Linked DNA regions of Homo sapiens: regions 2 and 3 are each linked to region 1. Evidence: chromatin contacts called from ENCODE Hi-C data. All regions are on one chromosome and are shown on one strand. Each heading gives the region's core, a stretch centred on a gene start or an enhancer-like site at or near the end of the contact. The rest is flanking DNA. Distances are from core to core; before and after follow the strand shown.

The links. A loop is a pair of places that touch in the nucleus more often than their neighbours do. Pooled maps may share reads with other maps.
Region 2: a loop to region 1 is called in a pooled map, with 14 times the contacts of the local background. The contact joins two enhancer-like sites. A Hi-C loop is called at or near these places in 4 of 37 single-sample maps with no recorded cell type and 10 of 50 pooled maps.
Region 3: a map with no recorded cell type shows a loop between it and region 1 (21-fold over the local background). The contact joins two enhancer-like sites. A Hi-C loop is called at or near these places in 2 of 37 single-sample maps with no recorded cell type and 3 of 50 pooled maps.

The regions. Positions count from the first base shown.
Region 1 is chr2:65,300,055-65,304,218 of GRCh38, forward strand. No RefSeq gene overlaps it. Among named protein-coding and RNA genes, the nearest start is that of ACTR2, 74 kb to the left of the region's middle. RefSeq lists an enhancer at 776-885. Within about 2 kb of position 1,262, at least 29 of the 41 ENCODE cell types and tissues checked have a DNase peak (open chromatin) inside an H3K27ac peak, as active enhancers do.
Region 2 is chr2:65,603,387-65,607,616 of GRCh38, forward strand. No RefSeq gene overlaps it. Among named protein-coding and RNA genes, the nearest start is that of LINC03050, 3.1 kb to the left of the region's middle. RefSeq lists an enhancer at 2,841-3,320. Within about 2 kb of position 2,130, at least 4 of the 41 ENCODE cell types and tissues checked have a DNase peak (open chromatin) inside an H3K27ac peak, as active enhancers do.
Region 3 is chr2:64,914,624-64,918,689 of GRCh38, forward strand. The region is part of intron 1 of LINC02245 (long intergenic non-protein coding RNA 2245); the gene reads right to left. Among named protein-coding and RNA genes, the nearest start is that of LINC02245, 16 kb to the right of the region's middle. RefSeq lists enhancers at 869-948, 1,862-2,051, 2,422-2,471, 3,482-3,561. Within about 2 kb of position 2,435, at least 25 of the 41 ENCODE cell types and tissues checked have a DNase peak (open chromatin) inside an H3K27ac peak, as active enhancers do.

The sequences.
Region 1 (4,164 bases), core at 12-2,511:
TGTCTAACCTCGACAGCGAACTTGCAATCTGCCTGTGACCAAGGAGTGAGGAAGTCCTCCCCTCTCACAGTAAATGTTAGGTTGGAAGGTGGGGTTCCTGGGGCCGGCCAGCCAGTGGCCTGGGAAGCAGCTGAGAGCCTCTCCCCATTTTCCCTAACTGTGGACTTGGTTTCTGGATCATCCTGCTTCTTAGGCCCTGGTGCTTCAAGAGAAAGTTGAATTGGCCCCGAGAGGCCACCACACCCACCGTGTGGTCCCTCCTCCAGGCCAAGCTGCAGCCTGGAGGTCAGCCTGACCCTCGGGGACTCCCAGCTCTGGGCAGAAGCCTCATCGTCCCTGCCAAGGTATGTGTCAGCCTCAAGGCAGCACACAATGTTTTGGTAACTTGCAGAGGCTGAATCCTAGAAAGACCGCGTGTTCCTGGCCGCTGGACGCTGGCCTTGGTGATGCTCGCCCCCGTCCCGGAAGCCCGATGCACCTGCTGGGAGTCAGCACCGGGCCGGGCCTTCCAGCCAGCTCTGCCAGCACATATTTCTAGGCTCAAGTCAGACTTGGGAAAGCATGGCCCTCTCCTGGCTCCACATCCTGCTCCCCCTGCACCCATGGAGCAGCTGACCCAGTTTTTGGTAGAAAAATGAAAATCTTTACCAGTCAGATGAGAGGAGAGGAAGCAAATGCCACGCTGCCCTAATTTAGCCCAGACACAACCCTCCTTCTGAGGAAGGGATGAGGAGCTTGGGCCTTCTCACTCTCTCTTTTCAGAGCATTTGGAACAAACTCCCAAAATACCAGAGGCTGAGTGCAAACCTCCTTTGCTGTCATCAAGAGGGAGGATGAATCATGCAAAACACGCAATTTCTATCATCCCAAAATACTGCACATATACTTACATTTAGTGTCATTTTACATGTGCGAGGTATTTTTTTAAAAAATTCTTTTCTCTTTCACTCCTTTTTTTTTTTTTTGCTAAACCAAAAACACCAGCTGTAAAACCCACTGCTTCCTTCCCCGCCAAGTCTGCAGTGGCAGGAGGCGGCGGCAGCAGACAGCAGGGCCCCCTGTGCTCTGAGTCAGGCCTCCCTCTCAGTGGCTCCCTGCCTGCAAAACAAACTTAAAAGCTGGTGAATGGGACGTAGGGGCCCGCAAGCATGCAGGGAGGCCTAAAATATTTGCAGAGGCACACACTGTTCGCAGAATGAAAGGCCACTATGTAAATATCTGGGCCCCGGGTGAGGCGAGGCATTCTGAAAGTGGCTTTTCTGTTAGTCGCATCAAGCCAGCGAGGAAGCAAAGGCATTCATTCAAAAACATCACGCAGGAGCCACACCACAACTTCCTGGCCCCAGAGGGTAGACTCGAAAGGGACCACAGCCCTGAGGCCTGAGTTTCAACCTTTCTCCTTCGCTGCACGTTTCACAGGATGGTTCTGTGACAGCCGACAATGTCAGCTTTTAGGGATAGGCAGACAGGATTGATTTTCTCTCCTTTGGCAGGGAAAAGGCTTTTTTGGAAGACACTCAAAAGGCAACCATAGTTACTGATGGAGCATGGCAAGCATGAGACAGAGGCAGCTATTACCCAGGCTCGACAAAAGAGGAAAAAACGTGGGATGGATTTTGCAACAAGCCCCAAATGTTGATTCCAAGGACCCGAGGATGAGTGTAGAAGCGGAGCAGGCACACCTGACACCCCTCGCGGCATCCCCTTCAGATTCCCGGGAAGTCTCACAGAGACATGAAACCTGGCATCAGCTCCCTGACCAAGATGAGACCATGAACCAGTCAGAATGTTCACGAATCACATTGTCCTGGGGATGCATTTAGAACATTCTTGGATTTCACACCATTCATGTTGCCCCCTCTGAGCCAGAATGGGGCAGACAGCCCCAGGAAGGAAGGAAGGAAATAGTTTTGTTTCACTCAATCTCTGTCAGTGGATAGCCTTCCACTTGGGCAGGAATTATCGTCTAGGTCAGACAGAACCCAGTTTCATCTTCTCTATCCTCCTCTCTCCAAAGCAACAAAGACTGCAATTTCCAGCATACAACAAAGAGAGGGAGAGAGAGAGAGAGAGAGAGAGAGAGAGAGAGAGAGAGAGAGAGAGCGAGCACTAGCTGAAGACACACATCATCTTTTTCAGGTGTTTAATTGCTAGAGGAAGTATCTTCAACAGTGGTAGAAAGGGGAGGGTGCTAAGAGTGGCCGCTCAAAGAAGCGATGTAAACTACATTTGATTCTCTGGTTTAATCAGAGATTTTAAGAGCTGAGCAGAAGATCCAACTGTAGGCTGGCTCAGAAATACCCCAGATAATGCTCACCAGGCATGAACATCTGAGCTAGACGGGCATAGATCCACAAGCGGAAGCTGCCAGCACCCAACTGGGAGGCTTAGGACAAGGCATTTGCCTTGTCTGATGGCCAAGGTCAAGCCTGGATAGAGGGCTCTCCATGCAATGGAAAAAATACCAACAAGGGGCCAGAGAAAAGAGAGTAGAGCCTGAAGGGGAGAAAACTGCCCTCAAGGGCCAGAGGTAGCAGGTCTCTCTGAACATTACTACTCTACAAGAAACAGAGGCTCATCTTAGATGACTGCAATTTAGGGTCCTCTGAATGACACAAGAAGATATGGCTTCAACGGAACTGGCCTAAGAAGGAAGGGGAATGACAAAACAGTCTAAGACGAGATACAAAGGGAGCTGTCTAAAATAAGAAGGCAATACAAAGTAACCAAAAATAGAAGACCAGAGTCAAAGCTGCAGTTGAAGGGAATGAGAGCAGAATTGACTACAAAACAGCCTGTTAACCAAGAGAGGAAGAGGCCACACACTTTGTTCTCAGGATCTCTGTACACTCTTAAAAATTACTAAGGAGGCCGGGCACAGTGGCTCACGCCTATAATCCCAGTACTTTGGGAGGCCAAGGTGGGAGAGTTGCTTGAGCCCAGGAGTTTGAGGTTAGTGTGCTACGATTGCACCACTACACTCCAGTTGGGGAGACAGAGGGAGACCTTGCTTCAAAAAAAGAGAAAGAAATAACTACATTTGCCAAATAAAAAATATTTTAGAGAACAGAAATACTGGCTTATATTTTGAAAACCTTTAATTAATAGAAGACAGCTGGATTCTCATATCTGCTTCTGAGTTCAATCTGTTGTAATGTGTTGTTTTGATTGAAGTATATGAAGAAAACCTGACCTTAGACAGATATGTTGTTGGAAAAGGGAAGAGAGTTTAATAGTCTTTTGAGAGATCCTTGTAGGTAGTCTTCTTTGATACTCTGCCAAAACTCATAGGTAATAATTTCTTAAAGGTTAGTCGTGGGAGGTTGGGTGCAGTGGCTCATGCCTGTAATCCCAGCACTTTGGGAGGCCGAGGCAAGCAGATAACCTAGGGTCGGAAGTTCAAGACCAGCCTGGCCAACATGGCAAAACCCCTTGTCTACTAAAAATACAAAAATTAGCTGGGTGTGGTGGCAGGTGCCTGTAATCCCAGCTACTCGGGAGTCTGAGGCATGAGAATAGCTTGAATCCAGAAGGTGGAAGCTGCAGTGAGCTGAGATCGCACCACTGCACTCCAGCCTGGGTGACAAGAGCGAAACTCCGTCTCCAGGAAAAAGAAAGGTTAGTTGTGGAATCTAAAACCACATCACTTGGTTACATCAAAATTCATTATGGGGGCTGGGCGCAGTGGCTCACGCCTATAATCCCAGCACTTTGGGAGGCCAAGGCAGGAGGATCACTTCAGGTCAGGAGTTCGAGACCAGCCTGGGCAACATGGGGGAAACTCTGTTTCTACTAAAAACACAAAGATTAGCCAGGCATGGTGGTGTGTGCCTATAGTCCCAGCTACTTGGGATGCTCAGGCACGAGAGTCGCTTGAACCCGGGAGTCAGAGGCTGCAGTGACCCAAGATCACACCACTGCATTCCACAGCCTGGGCGGCAGAGTGACACTATCTCAAAAAAACAAAACAAAGCAAAACAAAACAAAACAAACAAAAAATACTAAAACAAAAACCCAACGTTCATTATGGGCCTTTCACTCTGAATGGATCTTTTACCCATGCGTGATTTTTTAACAGCAATACATTGGTCATTTGGAAGATATTGACTCTATTGCAGATCTGAAAGTTGACACATATCATTTTCATTATACAATATATATTTT
Region 2 (4,230 bases), core at 880-3,379, 300 kb after region 1:
AGGAAACCTTAACTATGAGGCTGCTACCTTGGACTTGAAATACTTTGACAATCAACAATTAGTGAGAATTGGGATAAGATTTGTTTCTCCTTGGCAAATTCTTCTAACATTCTACAAGCAAAATGGGATTTCAAAGGCAAGAATTGCTCAGTGATGACAAACTTTTAATTACCTCACATACAAAAGATTGGCATGGTATTTATGATTTTTAATATAGTCATTAAAAAAGACTCCACAAGAATCTCTACTAAGCTGTGCTTGATTTGCCTGTACATTGGGTAGGATGCCTTTGAATGCAAGTTACAGAAAGCACAGGTCAGAATGGTTTAGGCCATTCTGGATAATTTGTTATCTTGCATAGGGTAAGTTGCAGGTTGGTTCCAAAATCAACATCCCAAGATATACAAGTGTCTCCCATTCTTTCCATTTTGCCCTTCTCAATGAGCTTTGTGCTTTCTCCTTGTGCCAAGATAGCAGCCAGATTTCTGACATCAAAATAGATATGACCTTGTCCAGCAGAAGAAAATTCTCCCTGTGTGTTGCTTTTTATTATTATGGAAAGATTTCTCAGAAACCCCTTCATTGACCTTCTGTCACATCTCATTGGCCAGCACTGGATCACAATCGCTTCCTAAATCAGTCAGTAGGGAGGTGAATGGGCTCACACTGACTACTTAGAGCTATAGATGAATCAACTCCTGGGTCAAGTGGGCAAGAGGTGGATCCCTGACCAAAATCTCACACACATGTACATACGTGCATGCCTATCCAATAATAGCCAACTGCTGAAGTGTGTGTACTCCACAGGCAGATGCTGATGCCAAGTTTGGGGTGCAAAATGTTATTAGGGTTCAATTCCTTTGAAGGGAAGGGAGAGAAAGCGGGGTTGGGTAGTGGAAGGAGTTGAACTGCAAGGTAGGCCTGAAAAAGTCTGGGCCATTTCTTGGCTTTGGAGGGTTCCGGGGCAAGTATTGCCTGCTTGTATCCTGCATTGGGTCGAAATGACCAGGACTTTATACCTAGGAGATGACTCATCAGATGTGGGCTGCTGGGAGAGGCAGCTCTCTGCAGCTGAGGCAGATTTGGAAGGCTACATTCCCCATAGCTGGGCAGAAGGTCCTGCCCTGCTGGGGGATCAGGGTGGTATACCCCCATGTATGTCATGCCAACCGTGTCTGTCACAGCCCAGTGTGCATAACTACATGAGTGTGAAAAATATATAACTGCATTTATTTAAAAGGATTTTATAGTCTCTTCTGGCCACTAGTCCAAACTCTCTCTTTCTCTATTCCCAGCCTCAATTTTTCCAGAGCAGCAGGGTTTTACTATATTATGTTTATGTATGGATTGTAGGTGGTTAGAGCTCAATCAGCTCTTGAAACTCACCTGTTCAATACGAGCATTAGTTAAGGAAGCCAGGGTCCATATGAGTTCTGGACCTCAACTTGAAATCTTTCATGTAGTAGGCATTCAATGAATACTTGTTAAATTGAATTAATCAAGGACACAGACTCAGGATTAGAACCTTGCTCTCCCAGCTTCTAGTCCAGTGTTCTGTGAACCTTGCTGTCTCTCTCTCTCTCTCTCTCTCTCTGTGTGTGTGTGTGTGTGTGTGTGTGAGAGAGAGAGAGAGAGAGAGAGAGAGAGAGAGAGGGACAGACAGACAAAGACAGAGAGTAAACTTTGGAATATCAAATAATTCTAGTAGTTTTGGTCCAGTGGTCTGGGATTTTACATTATCATGCATACTAGTAGGAAAACTCAGACAAATCAGAATTATTTCACTGGATAAACTAGAGGCAGATGTATCTGGCATTCACAATGGTTTTATTTTATGGGCTACATTGAGGGAACCACCTCAAACTTGGGTGGGGCAGTAGCTACTCAGCCCAGCCAAATATTGCCATGGGGCAATGCAGGCCCAAGATAGCCTGTATCCTCTGCTTCCTCAAGAGAAGCTGGAAATCTGAATTTTTAGGTGATATCTACAAAATTTTTAATGTTGTCTCAAAAATTTAAAATTGTCACGTTGGCCAACTCAAACATGCTAGTTTGAAAACTCTAATCCAGTGGCTCTCAACCAGGGGCAGTTTTGTTCCCCCGGAGACATTTGGTAATGTCTGGAGATATTTTTGGCTGTCACCAGGGGAGCCGGAATGCTACTGGCATCTAGAGGCCAGGGATGCTGGTAAACTCCCTACAATGCACGGGGCATTCCTCAACCAAAATGTCAATTGTGATGAGGCTGAGAAACCTTACTTTAGTCATATGTTAAAGTCAAAAACAGAAACTGCCTCTTTTTCACTGGGACCTCCTCTGTGAAAAGTGGCAGTTGGGGCCTGCCCCAAAACAGGAAAACTCAATTTCAGAGCTTCAAAAATCAACACTTTTAAAAATGGTTGCTGAGTTACAAATGGCCAAAAAGCATATGAAAAGATGCTCAACATCACTAACTACCAGAGAAATGCAAATCAAGACCACAACTGAGGCATTACCCAACCATTACAGTGGCTACTATAAACAACAACAATAACAGACAGTAAGTGTTGAAAGGGATGTGGAGAAGTTGGAACCCTGGGAATTGTTGGAGGATGTAGAATGGTGCCACTGCTATGGGAAACAGTATCATTGTTCCTCAAAAAAATTGAAACTAGGACTACCTTATGATCCAGAATCTCACTTCTGGGCCTATATCCAAAAGAATTAAAAGCAGGGTCTTGAAAAGGTATTTGCACACTCATGTTCATAGCAGGGTTATTTGCAAGAGCCAAGAGGTAGAAGCAACCTACATATTCATCAGTGGATGAATGGATAAACAAAATGTGGCATTTACATACAATGGAATATTATTCAGCCTTAAAAGGGAGAGGAATTCTGACACTTGGTGCAGCGTGGATGAACCTTGAAGACATTATGCTCTGTGAAACAAGCCAGACACAAAAGGAAAAACATTGTATAATTCTACTCACATGAGATATCTAAATTAGTCAAATCGTAGATAATAGGAAGTAGAAGGGTGGTTGCCAAGAGCTGGGGGAAGGGGCAAAAGAGAGTTATTTATAGTTATAGAGTTTCAGTTCTGCAAGATGAGAAAGTTCTGGAGATGTATCTCACAGCAATGTGAATATATTTAGTACTACTGAACTGTACACTTAAAAATGGTTAAGATGGTACACTTTATGTTATGTGGTTTTATTTTTACCACAATTAAAAAAATAGGTTACTGAGCTGAAAAATAGTTCACCAACAAATTCTAATCTCATTGTATGAGTTATGCCAAGGTATTTTGAAAAACAAACACAAAAACAGAAAGTGTCATTTGTAGAGAACCAAATCACAGTTTTCCGTGCATTTGAGGAGAGAAATAGCTAAACCACCAGAACTGTGACTGAGTGATAGGTGACTAAAATGATAAGCATTGCATCAGGGCTTCAATCCTCCTACACCCCTAGGGCTCAGTGTCCTTATGTGATCAGATCACTAAGGACTCACCAAGGTTCACAGCTGGTGGGATAAGAGCTGGTGAGGTGGGGCCAGGCATGGTGGCTCACACCTGTGATCCCAGCACTTTTGGGAGGCTGAGGTGGGTGGATCACCTGAGGTTGGGAGTTTGAGACCAGCCTGACCAACATGGAGAAACTCTGTCTCTACTCAAAATACAAAATTAGTCGGGTGTGGTGGTGCATGCCTGTAATCCCAGCTACTCGGGAGGCTGAGGCAGGAGAATCACTTGAATCTGGGAGACAGAGGTTGTGGTGAGCAGAGATGGCGCCACTGCACTCCAGCCTGGGCCACAAGAGCGAAATTCTGTCAAAAAAAAAAAAAAAAAAAAAGAGCTGGTGGGGTGGGTTCCCTCCTATGGTAAGGGAAACCATCACTGCTGAAAATTTTTCCCTGTTCTACCAATTATGACACTATGCTCTGAGGCTTCCAGAAGTTGCCTTTTGATATAAAAACTGAGATTTTAGAATTCCAAAATTTATCTCTCAAAAAAGTCTCTGCTATGTGTCTACAGTACACATTCTGAAATCAATTGCATTTTTCATCCTGGACTATGTAGGCAGGCCTGCTTAGAAGGCAATGGTCTGTTGCCCAAAGTGAGGGGAGAGGGAAGGGGATGAGGAGGGTGGAGGGGAGAGGAGGATCTGATGCCATCCTGATGCTCACACTGCTTCTTGCACTCCATTGCAGGCTTCTCGCAGGCAGGCTCTATGTCTTCATCTTACACAC
Region 3 (4,066 bases), core at 1,185-3,684, 380 kb before region 1:
AATAATAATAATAAACATTGAATGTACCTCTTCCTCAGGGAAAGGAGGTTAAATAAAGCTGGATTTCCATCTGAAAAGGGAGATAGAGGGGAAATATGGACAATAACATATGAAGTAAGAGTCAGAAAAAAATCTGTACATGTAAATAGATGTATATGGAATCACCTCATAATGTCACGGTGATTGTTTATGGAGAGTGAGGTTGCAGGTGAGTTTTATTTTCGACCCCACCTCTGGTACTCATGACCTTTGTGTGGCCCTCTCCCACTCTGTAACAGGGCGAGTTTGGGTGACCTATAGAATACAGCAGAAGTGAAGGTTCGTCACTCCCCACTGAGGCTATATAAAGGGCTGTAGTTTCCATCTTGGACACTGTCTCTCTTGCTCTTTCTCTCACATCATTTATTCTTAAGGGAAATTTTGTCCTGAGAAGCACTATAGAGGGGCCCAGCCATGGCCTCCTGCCAACAGCCACATGAGTGAGCTTAGAACCAGACCCTAGCAGGCCACTGATGCAATCCATCTGTAGTCCCAGCTAGTTGGGAGGCTGAGGCTAGAGAATTACTTGAGCCCAGGAGTTCAAGGCAGCAGTGAGCTATGATCACAACGCTGAAAAAGCAGCAGATCCTGCAACCTGCCAAGGCTTCACATGAGAATAGCCCTGACAACATCTGGACTGCAACCTCTTGAGACTCCCTGAGTCAGAACTACCCAGCATATTTCAGACGAGACCATAAAAGAGGAAGAAAAGAACCACCTGGCTGAGCTGCTCTCAGTGATAGTGAGATAACAGATGTTTGATATTTTAAGCTGCTGGGTTTTGGAGATAACCTGTTACACAACAACAAATAACTAACACAGTATTTTCCCCGCAATTTTCAAGTTCTATATAATGTACATATATTGCCTTACAACCAGAAAAAAAATGTTTTCAAAGATCAAGTAAATCCTTCATTCCAGTGTGATACAGAACAACCTGTTCAGTTGTCTGTCTGAGTACCATCACTGCTTTGCACACCTGTACCCACTGAAGTCCATGTGGTAAGACACCAGCTACACACCAGGGAGGCCTGAACAGGGGTTGGTCTTAATTTGGTTTTGCCAGAGAACTTCGTGTTGCAAAACATCCCATAAAAAGGGATGATTCTTTTCGTGTGATGCAGGTCTTGCAAATGTAGCCAAAAATCAGTTAATTCCCTCAGGAAATTGGATAACATTTAAACCTGGTTAACTGCCTCAAACGTTGTATAAAGTAATAAATAGCATTTGACTATTACCAACAGCTACATTTTGTTTATAGAGGATTTTCTTTCTTTTATTTTTTTTTATTATTATTTTTTTTTAGAGACAAGGTCTCCTTCTGTCGCCCAAGCTGGAGTGCAGTGGTGCAATCACGGCTCATTGCAGCCTCAACCTCCCAGGCTCAAATGATCCTCCCAGCTCAGCTTTTTGGGCACCTGGAACTACAGGCACATGTCACCACACCCAGCTTGGATTTCCCAAAATTGGAAATGTACATTTTTCTTTTGAAGGTCAGTGGGCCTAGAACAAAATGTGGCATGGTAGGGAGAATGCTGTCCTTGAACCTGAAGCCTTCCCTCTGCCAGGAACAGCTCTGTGGCTCTGCAACAAGTCACTTTGCCTCTCTGGCCAGTTTCCTTATATGTAAAACAGCAGTGTTGAATATACTATCTCTAATGACTCCAAAAATTTGTTACCCTATATAGTCTTGCTTTAACCTACCATGGTATTTTGGCTCTTGAATGACAAGCCTGAGCCCCCACTCATGATGGATGTTGCACTATCCAGTATGGAGGCCACTATGTGCATGTGGCTAAATTCAAATTAATTTAAATGAACTAAAATTAAAATGTATTTCTCTGTTGCAGTAGCCATGTTTCAGGTGCTCCATAGCACCTGCAGCCAGTGGCGATGTATGACACAGCGCAGAGTTAGAGCACTTCCACCATCACAGAAAGTTCTACTGGACAGCTGCTCTAGGGCCTCACCTCTCCAAGTGTGGTCCACGAACCAGCAGCACCACATTACCTAGGAGCCCTTAGAAATGTAGACTGGGCTCAGACTGGGCACAGTGGCTCACGCCTGTAATCCCAGCACTTTGGGAGGCCAAGGCAGGCTGATCACCTGAGGTCAGGACTTCAAGACCAGCTTGGTCAACATGGTGAAACCCCGTCTTTACTAAAAATACAAAAATTAGCCAGGCGTGGTGGCAGGTGCCTGTAGTCTCAGCTACTCGGAAGGCTGAGGCAAGAGAATCGCTTGAATTCAGGAGGCGGAGGTTGCAGTGAGCTGAGACTGTGCCATTGCACTCCAGCCAGGGCAATAAGAGTGAAACTCCGTCTCAAAAAAAAAAAAGAAAAGAAAGAAAGAAAAGAAAAGAAACGTAGACTCTTGGGCCCTACCCCAGATCAGCCGAATCAGAATCTGGATTTTAACAAGATTCCCCAGTGCCTCCTGCAGGTGTGAGTTTGAGAAGCCCTGCTATAGGGAATGTTCTCTGCTGAGCAGGTGACTGGAAGGACAGAGTGGTGGTTAGATGTGTGTCCTCGGCCGGATGCAGTGGCTCATGCCTGCAATCCCAGCACTTTGGGAGGCCGAGGCTGGAGGATCACTCGAGCCCAGGAGTTAGAGACCAGCCTGGGCAACATAGGGAGACCTTGTCTTTACAAAAACATAAACAAAATTAGCCGGGCATGGTAGTGCATGCCTGTGGTCCCAGCTACTTGGGAGGCTGAGGCAGGAGGATCACTTGAGCCTGGAAGGTCAAGGATGCAGTGAGCCAAGATCGTGCCACTGCACTCCAGCCTGGGCAACAGAGTGAGACCTTGTCTCAAAAAAAAAAAAAAAAAAAAATTGTGGCCTCTGTGACCACACTCAGCGGATGTGTAGCCTGGCTACTTCTTGGCTGTGTGAACTTAGGCAAATTTCTTAACCCTTCTGGGCTCCAGTTTCCTTATTCAGAAAATAGTATCCATCTCATGGGAAACTCTGAGGCCATAACAATATAAGACAATTATCACAGTGCCTCCCTAACACACAGTAAGTGCTCTTTAAATGACAGTTTTGTTATTTTGGGGTTCTGCAAGGTTTCAGGTTTCTGACAACCCCAGGCCTTGAGATCCAATGCAGACAACAGGCCAAGAGCGGCTCTTCTCCTTTCTGCCACAGGGTGGCGCTGTGTCACAACGTCCTTTCCTCTCCCGCAGACTTGGAGCTGGCTCCCCGGCAGGAAACCAGAATTTGAGATTTCCGCTGTCTCTGTTTCCGATTACTAAGCACGACCGGGCAGCCTGGACACCGATCCAAGCATTCATCTGGCAGATAATAGGAAAACAGTCCTCAGCTTTGTATCCAGTTGGAATGCAAAAGTAAGGGTCGAACCAAGAGTTCAATAAGGGCTGTGTGAAAGTGGTCGTGGAAGCCGGAGACTCCTGATGGAGGGCTGGGGGCAGGGAAGTTTCGGATTTTCTGTATCAGCTGTGCAACGACTTGTGTTCCTTGAACCACATGTTCAAACTACAGCCCTTTGCTGGCCAAGTATATGGGTGTGTGTGTGGGCGGGGAGTCGGGGTGGGGAGCCTGTGGGAGGTGTGGGTGTGAGAAGGAGAGACAGAGAGAGGATTTTTAATGTTTTGAAACAGGGTCTTGCTCTGTTCTCAGGCTGGAGTGCAGTGGTGCAATCACAGCTCACTGCAGCCTCGACCTCCCTGGCTCAAGCAATCCTCCCGTCTCAGCCTCCTGAGTAACAGGGGCCACAGGCATGTGCCACCATGCTCGGCTAATTTTTTATTTTTGGTAGAGATGGGAGTCTCCCTATGTTGCCCAGGCTGGTCTCAAACTCCTGGGCTCAAGGGATCCTCCCATGTCAGTCTCCCAAAGTGCTGGGATTACAGGTATGACCCGCCGTTTCTGGCTGGGATTTTTTAAGGAGTCGATTTCTAAAGTTTCTCAAACTTGAGCCTACCTCACAGTCACCTGGGGAGGCTTGATTGCTTGGCCATAGTCTCAGAATTTTCAATTCAGTGGGAGGTCTGGCCTGAATAAT